Regions from separate parts of the Homo sapiens genome. Here region 1 is linked to region 2. The links are chromatin loops, found by intact Hi-C in ENCODE. Cell type or tissue: GM12878. All regions are shown on one strand.

What was found. A loop is a pair of places that touch in the nucleus more often than their neighbours do. Peaks named below come from ENCODE experiments on the same cell type or tissue, not always from the same donor. Only the 100,000 strongest peaks of a DNase experiment are listed, where the experiment ranks them.
Region 1: a loop joins it to region 2, with 6 times the contacts of the local background. A loop is called at or near these places in 18 of 110 quality-filtered maps.

The regions. Positions count from the first base shown.
Region 1 is chrX:111,865,189-111,873,188 of GRCh38, forward strand. All of the region lies in intron 3 of TRPC5 (transient receptor potential cation channel subfamily C member 5), which reads right to left. Among named protein-coding and RNA genes, the nearest start is that of TRPC5OS, 7.0 kb to the right of the region's middle. RefSeq lists a silencer at 3,612-3,661. In GM12878, a CTCF peak has its summit at 4,570 (motif pointing right); DNase peaks (open chromatin) are centred at 3,873 and 4,743; H3K27ac peaks cover 784 bases.
Region 2 is chrX:112,040,842-112,048,841 of GRCh38, forward strand. The region is part of intron 1 of TRPC5 (transient receptor potential cation channel subfamily C member 5); the gene reads right to left. Among named protein-coding and RNA genes, the nearest start is that of TRPC5, 38 kb to the right of the region's middle. In GM12878, a CTCF peak has its summit at 3,354 (motif pointing left); no DNase peak of the experiment used is centred here.

The DNA of each region.
Region 1 (8,000 bases), 180 kb before region 2:
TGTTTTTAGTAGAGAGGGAGTTTTGCCATGTTACCCCCCCCAGCCTGGTCTTGAACTCCTGGGCTCAAGCAATCCATTCACCTAGATCTCCCAAAGTGCTGAGATTACTGGCATGAGTCACTGTGCCCGGCCTCTAGCAGCTTCTTTTTTTTTTTTTTTGACGGAGTCTCATTCTGTCGCCAGGCTAGAGTGCAGTGGTGTGATATCTGTTCACTGCAACCTCAGCCTCCCAGGTTCAAGCAATTCTCCTGCCTCAGCCTCCTGAGTAGCTGGGACTACAGGCGCACACCACCACGCCTGGCTAATTTTTTGTATTTTTAGTAGAGACAGGGTTTCACCATGTTGGCCAGGATGGTCTTGATCTCTTGCCCTCGTGATCTGCCCACCTTGGCCTCCCAAAGTGCTGGGATTACAGGAGTGAGCCACCGTGCCCGGCCAGCTTCTTAAAAGCTATAAGACTGAGTGTTGGTCAAGGACTGGGAGCTTGTCTTATTCTTTATTATATTCCCAACATTTTGCAAAATGCCTGGTACAAGATGAATGCTGAATAGATATTTGATGAATGAGTGATTGAATAAATAGCTCTGTGCTGGATAAATCTTGGTGGAATACTCTCTTTCCAAATTCTTCCTTCCTTAGTGTGTGAAAGGAGTCCAGTAGCTAACACAAGTCTCCTGGGAGTTGCAACTAGGAACTACTCTTAACATTGGAAGATTACATATCAAAGATTGAGCTCTTATAATGTGCCAGCAACTGTGCTGGATTTTTTATATGCATCATCTCACAGCAACGCTAATGGCAGATATAGAATTATATCATTTTACAGCTGATAGGACAGAGCCCAAGGTCACATTTCTTGGTAAATGGTGGAGCCAGGACTGGGGAACTAGCTTGGTTGATTCCATAGACCAAGCTTTCAAACACTGCACTCTCTGACAATCCATGGATGGTATGATCAGAGGCATGCAGAAAGCTAAATTTCCCAGTATCTTCCCCATTGGCCTTGCGGCCAGTGATTGAAATGCCCACATAATTTATTTCTTTGGATTAAAGCATTGAAACTATATTCATGTTTGTAGGAAGTGGTAATATACAAAACTATCAACTACCTTAACAGCTTAAAGTGGGTATATCATATTAGCCAGTTAAGGGGCCTGAAGGCTAGCAAAGCCCAGAAGTGATGGGGCCCGCCCCAGGCCAGATCTGTATGGAATCCCCCTGTTTAATCTGTCTAAATCTTTTCTTCACAAATGAGCTAGGATCCTCACTGCAGTTGTTGATTGTTTTCCCTCTTCAGTGCTTCAGTTCTGCAATACTCCCAGACAAGGGCTGAACATTATTGTATTTTTTCCTTACTGCACACAACTTTTGGAAAAGCCCTGGCTTTCTTTGACATAAAGCTGTGTTGTCAATGGAGGGGCCCAATGGCTCTTGGCCCCTCCTAGGAATATTTCTTGATAGGAAAAATGTCAGGTTCTACTGGAAAGAGACCACCCCTCTGCCAGAAAACTAGCAAAATAGCTTTGATTTCACTGCAGCAGAGTTCTGAATTTTTTCATTCAGTGAAGAGAATTATCTTCCCAGCCCCTCACCAGTCTACTGTATGTGACTTTTGTTTCTACAGCTGTCTAAAGGATCAATAGGATTTAATGCCTGATTCACATGCTTAACTCAAGGCAGAATAGAATTTGACTTGCTTACTGCAAGGGAAGTGCAAGATTAATGTGATTCAGTTTAGGCCTTTCAACAAGTATTTTGGAGTACCTGCTCTGTGCCCAGCTCCGTGTGGCCTGTGGGAGAGGGTCATCGCAAGAGAGACCAGCCATGATTCTGGCCTGCAGGAGCTCTTTTGAAGGGATACTAGCCTAACTCATGCGAAACAAGTAACAGGACAATAATGTTTGTGTTCAGACGCCCACATAAATGGTACAGATGGTAAACATGTCAGGTTCCCAGATGGTTGGCTCTCACAGACTGATTAAGGCCACTCCTCTCCAAATCAGGAGATTGTTTTGCCAAGTAAGGACATGAGAAAAGCCCACACCCCTTTGATCTCCTGTTACCACCATTTTATAAAAGAAAGGACAGAATAAAGGACAGTCATTCAATCTGGATCTATTTAGCTTTAGGAAAAGCTCACTGCTTTGTCATGAGGCACCACACTTTGGGATCTTAGAGCATTCAGAGATGGAAAAAATCAGCAGGCACTAGAGTCCTAAGAAAAGGCTGCGGTGAATAATGAAATCAGAAAATCACTTCCTTCTGGAAGCCCTCCCTGATTGCTTCAGCCAGAGGTGTGACCTCTCTCCTTGAGCTCATACCACTTTGCTTTTTCCCTGTGGTACCTCTCAGAGCCTACCTTGTGTTACATGTACTTCTATGTAGAATCAGTGACTCAGCCTTCTTAGTAGACGGTAAGCTTAGGAAGTGGAGGAACACTTCTATATATGTCATTTCTTACCCCCAAAGGTCTTTGCAGGCATTTACTGTTTTTGTTAAAGTGAAAAAATTCTTCATTCCGTCCCTGCTAAAATTTACACCTGAATGTTTAACGCCTAGTGGGCATTTCTCTTCGGCCGCTAAAACATATTTCAAACACATAATCCACACACAACTCTTCCCCGCCGTAGCATCCCCAAACCCACACACACGTTTCTCTTTTCACCTTGCAGTCTATATGTCCTTAAATTATTTCTCTAATAGAAGTTTTAATAGTCATAGATAAAATGTACACAGAACCTTCTAAGTTTTGGATACTTTTAAAAGCAGTTTATATGTATTAACAAACCTAGGAAGTTTGTACTATTATTACATCCATTTTACAGATGAGAAAACTGAGGCTCAGAGAGGTTAAATAGTAATAATAACAACATCTAACATTTGAGTGACTACTGGATGTCAAACATTGTACTTAAGTGCTCATTTAAGAATAATGAGGTACAGATAGACCTCCCTGATAATTAATTGAGTCACCACTCCTTGAGGAGGCAATGAAAAAAAAGGGAAAGTCCCCTCATAGAAGCAGAGGATCTGGTCGTGGGGATGGGCTTTTGAGAAATAAGCCAGGCTGTGAGGTAGAGAAAAGCCACAGCAGTAAGCTTCCAGTGGCTCCATTAGGAATGGACAATGGTCAGAGGAGAAATATCTTTGTTACCCTGCTCAGTCCACCCTGTTCCCTGCTGGGAAAGCTATCAGCAAGAAAAGCATTAGGATAAAAACAAGTCAGTTTCACAGTTAAGTCACCTAACTGGTTATTTTCAGATTATTTTAAGTTTTTAGGTGTGTACAAAAAAGTGCAATAGGTGAGACTGAAAGAAAAGTCACCTTGACACATGTTTAATATTCAGAGGTTTATAAAGCAGTATAGGTCTGTGGTTCTCTAAAGTAATTGGCAATGAGTTATGTTCCCATGTTTCCTAAAAGAAATCAGCTGACTTTGAGCTGGGAGACTTACAGCTGTAAACACTTCTTCCTTTAGTCCATTTAGAGGAAAAGAAAATTTGAAGGGTGAGAATGAGTCGTCCCCTATACCAGAGGAGAAGGTGAGGATCAGGAAGAAACAGCAGTTACTGGCTATAGTAAGATCTGAGGTAAGGGCCTTTCTGGGAGGTTTGAAAAAGTCTACTGATCTTTTAAGAACTGCATCCTACTCCCTTCAGTGAATGGCTGCACATAGAAATGGGCCCAATGTGTACTGTGTTAGATTTCAGTTCTTCAGAAGATAGTCCGGTTGTGTGTTAAGGATGTGTTTAAAAACCCGCCTCTACAGGAATGACCCTCAAGAGAATGAGTTTTGTTTTTAGTTGCCAATCAAGCTGGGCTCTGAAGAGGAGAAAAACGCCCAAAAGGGGAAATCAGTGGCAATGCAAAAGTTCCCGAAGAGGAAGAAATGTTCAAGCACCTTTCTTCCCTCACCATTGTAGTGAGCTTGCTGAGTCATACTTTCATTAAGCAGTGCAGCATTTTTTTTTTTTTTTTGTAAACCACTGCAGCAGACATTTGAGATCAAGAAATAGGTTTTGACAAAAGTTTAGGTCCAGATAATGATTGGAAATAGCCCCTACCTTTTACATGTACTCTCTGTCTAGCACAGTTTAATATTTAATCACTCAGATCACTAATCCATGGCTAGTTTTATTTTTTAAAAAGAAGATATGTTCTTACCCAAGGATTACTGAGACATTTTGTTCTAAGCTGGCTCTGTTGTTGCAATTAGCTAGCAGACTTAGTTCCCAAGCTGGGCTGCCAATATCAATGGCAACACAGGTGCAGACTCACAAAATCAGTCAACTGGAAGCCCTATCTTTCATTTCAAACTAGGGCTAAGCCTCACTACTTAGAACTAAATGGAGGAAGGTGAGGCTAGGTTGAAGGAGGAGGTTGAAAACTGTTTTAGAACGCATATTTTTTTAAAGTATAATTTTCCATTTGCAAGTGCATACAGCAGTCAGAATTAGCCCAATGGGGTTTCCTGGCAGATGTTATAATTCTGTGTTGGCGGTGATGGACTCTAAAAAGAACTAGTGCAACAGAATTAAGACTAATGCAATGGCTTATCCTAGCCATGAGATGGCAGCAGAGGGTGGTAGGAGCTCACTGCCTACTACAGAGGAGAGTTCTGGAAGTAAAGGGGAGTCTGTGTTGGAAAGCTTCTTACCAGGAAGGAAGAAAGTGACATAGCATGTCAGAGCAATTGAACAGGAGAGGCTGGAAACTCACTAAAGCCAAGTAAGAAATCATAGAAAGTGTGGTTAGGTCAGCTGTGGGTTGCAGTCCTACTAGTTTAAATCAGGACACTAGAGGGGAAATACCTTGAAGAATAAATATATCAAAGCAGAAAGCATGCTAATGACCTATGAAAGACAGCAGAGGGGAAATCTAATGAAAGCTCAAGAGGCAAGGCATTGTGATGGGATAATTCTTTGAGAGGTTGTTGCTCTTTGGGAGCTGAGTCCCCATGAAGTACCAAGCCCAGTGCTGGGAGGATGCTATAGGTCCAGTGGTCCACAATCCCTTTTACAAAACTCTTGGGGACAGATTTGTTTTGGAATTCTAAATTTGTCAGATTTTAGAACAGTAATATGCTGTCTATGCCATATATTAGATAACACTCCCAGTGAGGTTTCAGGCAGCACCCATAATTAGAGTTCCAAAATTTAGCAAATAAAAATACAGGATGCCCAATTAAATTTGAATTTCAGCTAAACAGCAAAAATGTTTTAGTATAACTAAATGCCCCTTATAATTTTGGGACATGCTTATACAAAAACATTATTCATTATTTATCTGAAATTTAAATTTAACTATGTCCTATGTTTTATCTGGCAACCCTACTATAATCAAACACAATAAATTTTCAGCAGTGAAACCTGGGCATGCTTAGATGCAATGGGATAAATAAACACCATAAATTGCCTCCCATCAGTGCATGTCAGGTTTTGCTGCCATATGAGAGGTTTGATAGGGAATTTATTTTTAAAAACTTTGGTTTTCAGAACTTGGTGGGCTTGGTGATCATGATATCTCCCCTGCCAGGTGAGTATTGCTCACCTGCCAGGTGGGTTTTGGAATTTTGGACCTGTAATTGTCCAATAAATGTTTTTAAAGTGAGAAATCCACAATGAGATATGTTCATACCTTCAGTGTGTCCAGTTTTTAAGGGTCAAGGTCCCTCATTTTTTTTCTTTCAAGACACAGGATGTGGTCAGGTACTGCAGATCCTGAAGGGTTGGGGTATGTGGAAGACAAAGTGAGGTATACTCAAGTAGTTTTTACATTTATAGGAAAGCTTGGCTGGAGGGTTTAATGACCTGCTGTGGGCTGCCCACTTCCTTTCAAATCTTCAGGATGAAATCAGAATGAAGGAGGTGGAGGAGACTTAATCCCTAGCTATACCAAAGAACACATTTTGAAAATGTATACTGTACATTGAACTCTGACTCTGGCTTGGTCTCTCATTTGTGGAGTGGGACTTGGGGCAAGCTTTTGTGTTTGGTCTTTATCTATGTAATGGTGGTGTTGCCTATGCCTGTCTTCCTCACAGGACTGTTGTGAAGATCAAATGCATCAGGGATGGGAAAGTGCTTTGAAACATTCTCAACACCAAATAGATGGAAGCAGGCATTTTCATGCATTTTTTTTTTTATCATAACAGGATAATGTGGGCTGCATGCTCAAAGATGTTTCTAATAAGGTAGTGTGGTAGGGTTAGGAGATTGGTCTCTGCAGTCAGACAGACTGACCTGGGGTTCACATTCCAGCCCCACCACTCCCTGGCTGGATTACCTTGGGCAAGTTACTTAACCTCTCCAGCCCTCAGTTTCCTCATCGGCAAAATGAGGATTACAATAGTAACTCATGGCATGAGGTCATTATGAGGATTAAGAGAGTTAATTAAATGCCTGGCAACTAGGAAGCCAGTGTTATTATTTTTCATGATGGATTACTATAGGAACTAAACAAGAAAGCACTCAATAAATGTTAGTTCTTTTCATCATTATGACTTACGAGATGTAGAATTGTCACTTCTGGATATGTAGTCTTGAAGTGACTGTATATGTGATTTGACACACTCTATGTGCTATGGTTTGGGCATGGTTTGTTTGTCCCCACTAAAACTAATTTTGAATTTGATCCCCAGTGTGGTGGTATTGGGAGGTAGGGCCTAGTGAAAGGTGTTTGGGTCATGAGGGTGTAATCCCTTATGAATGGCTGTTCTTGCAGGAGTGAGTTCTCATTCCTGTAAGACTGTATTAGTTCTCGCAGGGATGGATTTGTTTCCTTGAAAGTGAGTTGTGATAAGGCCAGGATGCCCCTCAGGCTTTCCTTTCCTCACACCTGTCTGCTTTGACTTTGACCTTCTCTGCCATGTTGTGACACAGCACAAATGCCCTCTCCAGAAACCAGGGCCATGCCCTTGAACTTCTCAGCCTGCAGAACTGTGAGCTAAATAAACCTCTATTCTTTATAAATAACCCAGTCTCAGCTATTTTTTATTAGCAACACAGAATGAACTAGAATACCTAGTTCATGCCTAGACAGAGTTTGCATGCATCAGCACTGTTTCCATTATTTGTTCCTCTGAATGTTTTGAGGGTATGTTCTGTCATGCCAATTACTGGCTTAGAATTCTGGAAAGGAGACTGATAGTGGTGGTAGTAGGCGGTAGGGATGGTGAGGTAGGGGAGGAATAACGTGTTGGAGAAATACATCCAATTGCAGTCAGTATGGTCCTCATTGTATAGTCAGATCCTACAAATAAGTCTAACAAATTCCAGAGTGAACAAACTGAATTGTTATACAAGACACATTTTAGAGGGTTGGAGACAACTTGGTAGATAAAAGAGAGAATTTTTCATTGAGAAAGATTGGCAAGTCAGGATTGCAGGAGGTATGGCTTTTTCAGGGCTGACTGACAAGTTGAGGTATCTTAGGGTATTTTTCAAAGCTGAGATGGAAGATTGCCTAAGCATGGTTTTGATTCAAAGCAAAAAGCTTACCTTCAGAGGACATGAACAGACACTTCTCAAAAGAAAACATACAAGTGGCCAATAAACATATGAAAAAAAAATGCTCAACATCACTAATCATCAGAGAAATGCAAATCAAAGCCACAATGAAATACCATCTCATACCAGTCAGAATGGCGATTATTAAAAAGTCAAAAAGCAACAGATGTTGGTGAGGCTGTGGAGAGAAGTGAAGACACACACTATTGGTGGGAATACAAATTAGTTCAGCCACTGTGGAAAGCAGTTTGGAGATTTCTTAAAGAACATAAAATAGAGCTACCATTTGACCAAGCAATCCCACTACTGGGTGTATACCCAAAGGAAAATAATTCATTCTATCAAAAAGATACCTATACCTGCATATTAATTGCAGTGCTGTTCACAATAGCAAAGACATGGAATCAACCCAAGTGCCCATCAGCAGTGGATTGGATAAAGAAAATGTGATACATAGACACCATAAAATACTTTGCCATAAAGATGAATGAA
Region 2 (8,000 bases):
ATTCAAGTATAAGTAGTTTGTTTCAGAGTTGAAGGAAATAGTGATAGAAGAATGGAGCAGTGAAACAAGTAAGCACGTGTTAAAGACAACATTATCACATTTGCTGCCACAGACAGAGTGTCTGGGGCTTAAGTCTTCAGGGGAAAGTCTTGGAGGCAGTGTAAGACATCTCCTTCAGAGTTACCCCACCTGAGAGGTGAGAGTACGCTGACTCCTATCAGTCTTTGGTTGGGGCCATTAATTTCTCAGCATTTCCAACCTACTATACAAGTTGGCAAAACAAGTTTGGAATCCAGAAAAAGTCCCCAGGGAAAGAAATGCAGGTGCTGGCAGTAGGAATTTGGGGGTGGCAGGCACTGAAGTGGTAAGGGTAAAAAAGTATTGGTATGACAGCATCTGCTACATTTGGCACAAGAGCATAAGTGATGTCTTTTGTATAAAGAAAAGTTAATAATTATAAGCATTAGAATTATAGTTACCCGCTAAGACCTATGAAACTGATGACAAAGGGCCATATGGCTGGAAAGAAATTGAAATTATAATCATAACATCCATTGAATACTTACCGTGTGCCAGACACCATGTTATGTGTTTTAAATACATTGACTCATTTAATCCTCTTTGTGAATGAAATATTGTTATCTCCATTTTACAGAGGAGAGCACTGAGGCTCAGAGAGGTGAAATAACTTGCCCAAGCTCACACAGTTAATGGTGAGCAGACCTGAATTTGAACACCAGCAGTCAAATTCTCCAGTCCACATCCTTAAAACTGCTATACTCTACTGACAACTCTGGGGGTAAGGGGTCGACATAGTCTCCCTGGTGACCTTGAAGATCCTATCTTTTTAATTTTTCATTTGCAATGCAACCAACTGCTTCAGCTGGTAAAGAGGATTTAGGAGATCTTGCTGAAGTTTTGTTTGCCGATTTCCGGACCAGTGCCTTGAAAATGACAGAAATCTCTGATCTATTTTTTTTCCACAGGTAATATTGCTTATAGCTCTGTAGTAGGAAAGAAATCAATGTGTTTTATGAACGTGGCTCCTCTTATTTCTGAAAGGCATTTTATAGCTCGACTCTCTCTTATTCTCAATGGTTTTAGGTAAGCTGGTCAATTTGGAAAAGGTTTTTGTTTTATCATTACTTTATGGACAGTAGGCAATTACTCAAATGCAAATCAAATAAAACAAGCTTAATTTGCATGTCTCAATCCACTCAGGAGGAGCAGCATGGGAAGCTGGAGTGTTAAGGATTATAAACTAATTCTCTATGTGCAGCCTATGACGAGACTGACAGATGCTCACCGCAGATATGACAAGTACATATCTTATATGAAAATTGTCTTTTGCAAGGACTTTGGTATAAGCCTTCTGACTGGTGCCCATGAAATGACCGTGTTGCAATCAAGTTTCCCAAGCAATGTGACAGCCGTTAAATGCAGGATCCGCGAGAAAGGAAGATAAACGATGCTGAACATTTGGAGGAAAAATAAAGGGTGCCACATTGGACCTGGGGACTCTGATGTTAATGATGGGTTGTGTTTAGTTGCTCCAAGAGGCAAGGATGCTTTTTCCTTTAACTGTCTTCTTCTATGTGGGATCCCATCTTCTGTGGTTTCTTTTGTAAAGGTACTATCACTCTTAAAGACTCACCATGCCAAATAGAACTCATCACCCTTTTTAAATTTTTGTTAGGCTTCTATTCATGCTAATGGCTTTCTGATCCTTTGTAGCTTACCTCCTCAAGGTCATGGCCCCTGTCTTTTCTTCTCATCTCATGGATTAGCCCTCTTCGGTTCCCAACACCTGGCTTTTCTTCTGTCCAGTACTCCTAACTACTACTCTGGCTTAAACTTTCATTTTTAACTATTAGATCCAGCCTCTATATAGGGGCAGATGAAAAGTATTATAAACTGATCATATTTTTCAAACTCTCTACCTTTAAGACTGTAATATATCTTAGCTATATTTTTTTTTTTTACCAAATTTCCCCTCCTTCCAGGCAAGTGCCATCTGACCTTCAATCCTACCAGGTTCATTCTCAACCCCCTGCCTTCGTGAGACTTATTCTATTCCTGAACTATTCTTGCCTCTTTTATATGCTTATGCAAAATATATTCACCCTTTAAGTTCTTCTCCATGAAACCTTCCTTTCTACCATGATCCACTGTACTTCATGGTATCTGTAACCATTCTTTTGAATATGAACTTATGTACATGTTATACTGATATATAATACAAATGCATCATTTAGAAATGCCACCTCCTCAATTAGGCTGTAAATCTTTTGAGGTAGGAACTGTGGTTTACATTTCTCCTGAGTTCTCAAAGTCCCTAGTGCAGAGCCAACCCTAGATTAGTGTTACTTTTAAAGTTGACTGACAATGTGGATATTGTTTACTACAAATGCCAGTGTATCTTTAATGTAACAAATGAACATTTTCGTATAAAAAGTACTTAAATGTGCGGGTTCTTTGATTTGCTGTGTTGGTGTGAGCTGTATGTTTGTATCTCTTAGCCTTGAAAAAAGGAGCCTATCTGTGGCAGAAGCCACTGTGTGGATGTTACAGGTAGTTAAACTAGCAGCATTCCCCTTCCTAACACGTATTTCCAAAAGTAGCTACTGGCTTAGTGTAACTTGAAATTTACATGTGATAAACAGGAAGGGGAATGCTGCTAGTTGCTATCATTTTAAGACCTAGCGTGAAAACTTACTTCATTCTGATAGAAAAAAAAGTTAAAAGACTCTGTACTTTCAGTGGTAACACACTGCTGTTTGATAGTTTCTCTGTTGAGAAGAGGTAAAAAAAAAAAAAAAAAAGCTAGAGATAGGGAACTCAAGAGGAGAAATGTCCTTGCCTACTATTTCCTCATTCTTTAAGTCCTTTCCCTGAAAACTTAGAGAGAAAATGGGAAATGATAAAAGCTTTTTCCACTTGAGTAAAAGATCCCATGGCTCTTTTGTCAGTAAGTTAAATAGAAATCTTGAAGAAATTAGATTTTAAAATCTAATTTTAAAATCAGGAGGAAGTTAGATTTTAAAAATATTTAGAGTAAAGTGGAAATGAATATTCTAATTTTAGTCTCAGGATAAGACAAAACTTTAGTTTAATTGCAGTTAGCAGGAATTATTTTGAAAGACAGCAAATAACAGATTTTTATTTTCTTGAAGTTATTTTATACATTTGACCTTTAAACACATCTGAACATATTGCATAGAATAAGATAGACTAGCAACTGTAAACAATAAAACGGAAATCCTGAAAATCTACCATTTTTGTCATAGTTTAAAATAAGTATATTTAAGTTTAAATTTGTTCATTCAAATCACTTACCTAAGGCACTTACTGCCACCTGTTGTTTGTGTATCTGAATTACATGAAAAGTGCCTGAAGGGTACTGGGTCTCCTGAAGGTTGAATATAAAGTAACATTTGTCATCTATACTGATAACTCAGTAGCTATGGGTTATAACTTTATGAGACACCTGTATATATCATTCTTACATGAGGGACAATAATTAGAAAAGACAATTATCATAAAAGGAAAAAGGCTTGGATTTTATTCTAGCTTGGGAAAATCTCTTAACTCCCCAAACCTCAGTTTCCTCACCTATGAAATGGAATGATGATAATGACTGCCCTTCCATACAGAGATATTGTGAAAATTCAACCATAGACTATTTTGTTAAAGAGCTTCATAAAATTATACACAGCATATGCCCTACTCAGTGTTGCCAATGTGAAATGCTAAATAGCAGGTGAAACATTATGCTGTCATGGACTCAATGAATATTAAAAGGCTACAGTTTGCTTTCTTCTCATACCATATCATCTCCTTTCATTTTCCTTGTGCTATTCTAATATCTTGGAAAATTCTGTGTGATTTCTCACCCCTAAGCCCCTCAGAATGATATGAGGCTTTCCAGAATCCTCGCTAGCCTGTAAACTCCATCCTCTAATCCTTCATGATTATACTAACTTCACAGTGCCTTTTAACTGTTTGCTGGAGGAAGGGGAGAATAGGTTTCTATTCTTCTGGGCCATGGGTAATTCAAAAGAGGAGTCAGAAGCCCTGGATTCTTGTCCCATCTGTGCCAATCTCTCACAGCATGTAACTTCTTATAAACCATTTAACTTGTTTGTGCCACTATTTTCTCATCTATAAATATTAATCTTTGCCTGCGTCACAAGGGTGGTATAATTGGCTGATAATAGATAGTCCTTCCGTTCCCCCATATCCATATCCCTGGAGCCTGTAAATATTACCTCACATGGCAAAGAGATGGGGTGTGGGGGAAGGTCTTTACAGGTGTAATCAAATAATGAATTTAAAAACAGGGAGATTATCCTGGATTATCTGATGTGCCATAGATGCAATCACATGTACCTTATAACAGGGGGACAGAGGGAGATTTGATGACCTGTAGAAGAGGAATAGGTAAGGTTGCTTTGGAGACAGAAATGGGAGTAATGTGGTCACAAGTCAAAGGAATGCTGACAGCCACCAGAAGCTGGAAAAGGCAAGAAAATGATTTTCCCCTAGAGCCTCTGGAGGTAGTGTGGCCTTGCTGACAGTGATTTTGGCCCAGTGGTACTGACTTTGAACTTCTAGCCTTCAGAACTGTGAGACAATAAATTTATGTTGTTTTAAGCAGAATTCGTTACAGCAGTCACAGAAAACTAATATAGGTGGTATGAAAATTAAAGGCCCCTGGCACACAGAAATAACCAATGAAAGTTAAAATGAATTCAAATTGACAGATGTGTAAAACATGAATTATTATACATTTGCAAGGAGTAATCATTATAACTTGATTTTGAGTCCCTCAATTGTTGGCCCTCAGTAATTCACCTCATTGCTCTGATAATGTTGAGTTATTTAAAGTCAATGGAGGCAGTTAAGGGTTTATTATAAGTGGGAGAGAGATAACTATCCAAATTATTTTTGTGAACCGTTGAGTGGTGTCTTCTGTATTTAAACTGATTCGATTTATCAAACTGGGAAAATAAAGTCCACGTGGCTTTCCAGGGGTTAATATCTGGGATTTCTAACTGCTTTAATTTCTAGTGCTGTGGTTCTCAACTTGAGGAGATTCCCTCCCCACACTCCAGGGGACATTGGTGATGTCTGGATACATTTTTGGTTGTCACAACTTGAGGAGGAGTTACTGGCACCTAGTCAGTGGATGCCAGGGGTGCTGCCAAACCTATTACAATGCACAGCCCTATAACAAATAATTATGTTGCCTAGAATGTCAAGAGTGCAGAGATTGAGAAACCCTGCTCTAGGGGGGAAAGAAAACTAGATGCATCATAACTTCATAACTAGCCCCGTCTACCGCCACCCCCACCTTTTTTTTTTTTTTTTTTGCTTTATTTCTTTTAGATTAGAAGAAAGGATTATAAAGAGCTTGTTCAAGGCTATTGGACTTGGTGGGTGAGTGATCTCATCAGACCCCTTCTCTAGATAGCTTCCTTGATTTATAGCCAGTGGAAGGAAAAATTCTGAAGCTCTTTCCAAAGACTTTACTGCAATGAGCAGTTTTCTTGGGAAAAGAAGTGGAGCCAGAGCCTGGTGCCTCCCTCCACACCAGAGCTTGGATCAGTAGCTTAATTCCTAACTCCCTGTAGGCTGTCATGCTCTCATAGTCACCAGGGTCCCCAATATATTATTTAGAATCAGAGTATTTGTTTATGTGCCTATACAAAATGGGTCTGGCATTTCTGTTGCACTGCAGTAAAAGGTTAGAGCTTACATAAGCCAGATAAATGTGAAGTCAAGGTGACTCTATTTTATGTATCACATTAACATAGAGCTACAAATCCTTGGGGCACACTTCAGGAATCTAAGGAAGCTGAGACTATGCTGCCTAGAAAAGGGAAATGATGCATACAATTTAGAGAAATATGTGAATAATAATAACTGTGTAGGACCTTGGCATTTCTCCCATCTGGAATCTACCTCTGTTCTGGAGCAGTTTGTAGAGGAGACTCAGCAGGACCAAGATGGACAGACCATCTCTGTCCGCTTCTCTCTTTTCACTTTTGTCTCACTTATCCTGACCACAATGTGTTTATATTACCATTGTTCCATTTTCCTTGCTTTTCAAGAGTTCAAAAACAGTGCATGCTAGAACTTTCCTTGGCCGTCCATCCCACTTTGAGAAGGAATCGCTCCACTAGACGATTAGCTTTGTGAGGGCAGGGACTCTTGTCTTATTTCCTTATTAAATCTTCAGTATGTAGCAAAGTTCTTAAGCATAGTAGATGCTCAAAAATATTTGCTGGATAAATGAATGAACTCTCAGCACAAACTTTTCAGCACAAAACTCTGTTTTGTGCTTCAATTGAGGTCTATATTCTCTGATTTATGTATTTGGAGGAGCATCCTAGGATCCTAGGATGTTGGAACTGCATCCATCCACAAATATCCATTGAATATTTTCTTGAAAGTGGTTTTCAGGCTTTATAATATATCAGAATCATGTGGAGGATTTGTTAGGACAGATTGTTAGGCCTCACCCCCAGAATTTCTGATTCAGTTGGTCTGAGGTAGGCCCTGAGAATATGCATTTCTAACAAGTTCCCAAGTGATGCTGATATACTCTGGAGGTTCCAGAGGGAGCACACTTCAACAGCCATTGCCCTAGCTTTATGCTGTGGTGTATAGTAGATATGACCTCGTCACAGCAGTGAATACAGTGTTATTGATAAGCTCTTCTAGGGAGACAAAACGACATGAAGTAAGAACACATGTTCAACCTTAGAAATAATTTGTAAAATGCTAATTAAAAAATAATGAGAATCCTTTCATCCTCCAGCAGAATGGTAAAGAAAAAGGAGACTATTTATTCCATATCAGCAAGAGAGTGGGCATTTCCTGCTGTACTTGTGGGAGTCTAGTTTGGTGCAGCCTTCCCTTCACTGGCTATTTCTTTCTCATCCTTCAGATCTCAGCTTAATTACTCCTTCCTTAGAGAGCCCTTTCCTGATTGTCTAATCTAAAGAAAGACTGTTCTTATCTTTCACAGTGTTTGATATTTAATAAATCTCTACAAATATACATGAAAGTGTTCACTTGTTTAATGCCCGCTGTTTCTACTAGACTATCAACTTCTGGAGGGTTGAGTCCACATCTATTTTGTTCATTTCTCTATCTCTAGCACCCAGTATTATGTCTGGCACCTAGTATAACCTCAATTCTTCAGTGAATATCTGTCGCCAATGCTGTTTGTAGTTGGGAAAAGTTGTAAATGATTTAAATGCTCAGCAATAGGTGTTTGGTTAAAAAAAATACAGTGCAACCAATCAGTGGAGTGGTTTTGCATTCACTAAATATACTTTTGGTAGAAAAATATCTACTGACATGGCATCATGCCAAGAAATAAAAGGGAGGGGAATACAAAAATTAGCTGGGCGTCGTGGCGTGTGCCTGTAGTTCTAGCTACTTGGGAGGCTGAGGCAGGAGAATCGCTTGAACCTGGGAGGCAGAGGTTGCAGTGAGCCGCGATCGCGCCAGTGCACTTCAGCCTGGCGACAGAGCAAGACTCCGTATCAAAAAAAAAAAAAAAAAAAAAAAAAGGAGGGGAGAGTGATGAGTGATAAAAGCATGTTTCAAAACAGCAATCTGACATAATTTGGGGGAAAAATATAAGATCCCTCATGGACCCTGAGATGCCACAGTTTTAAGACACATCATCAGTATGATAACCCTAACCATATTTGTGAGGGAGGGAAGGATTACCACATCAGCTATGAACATCAATTAGAAGATACAGCCCAATTCCAGAAACACTAGAATATGAAAGAAAACGTATCATAGACTCTAACATGCATAGAAAAGTGTCTGGAACACCAAGGTGTCAACAGTAGTTGTGTCTGAATTGGTAGGTGTTTATTGGTATTTTAATTTTTTCTCCTGTTTGCTTATTTGTAGTTTCTGACCTTTCTGTAATGAGCATGGTTAACTCATGAGATTAGAAAAACAAACAATAAAAG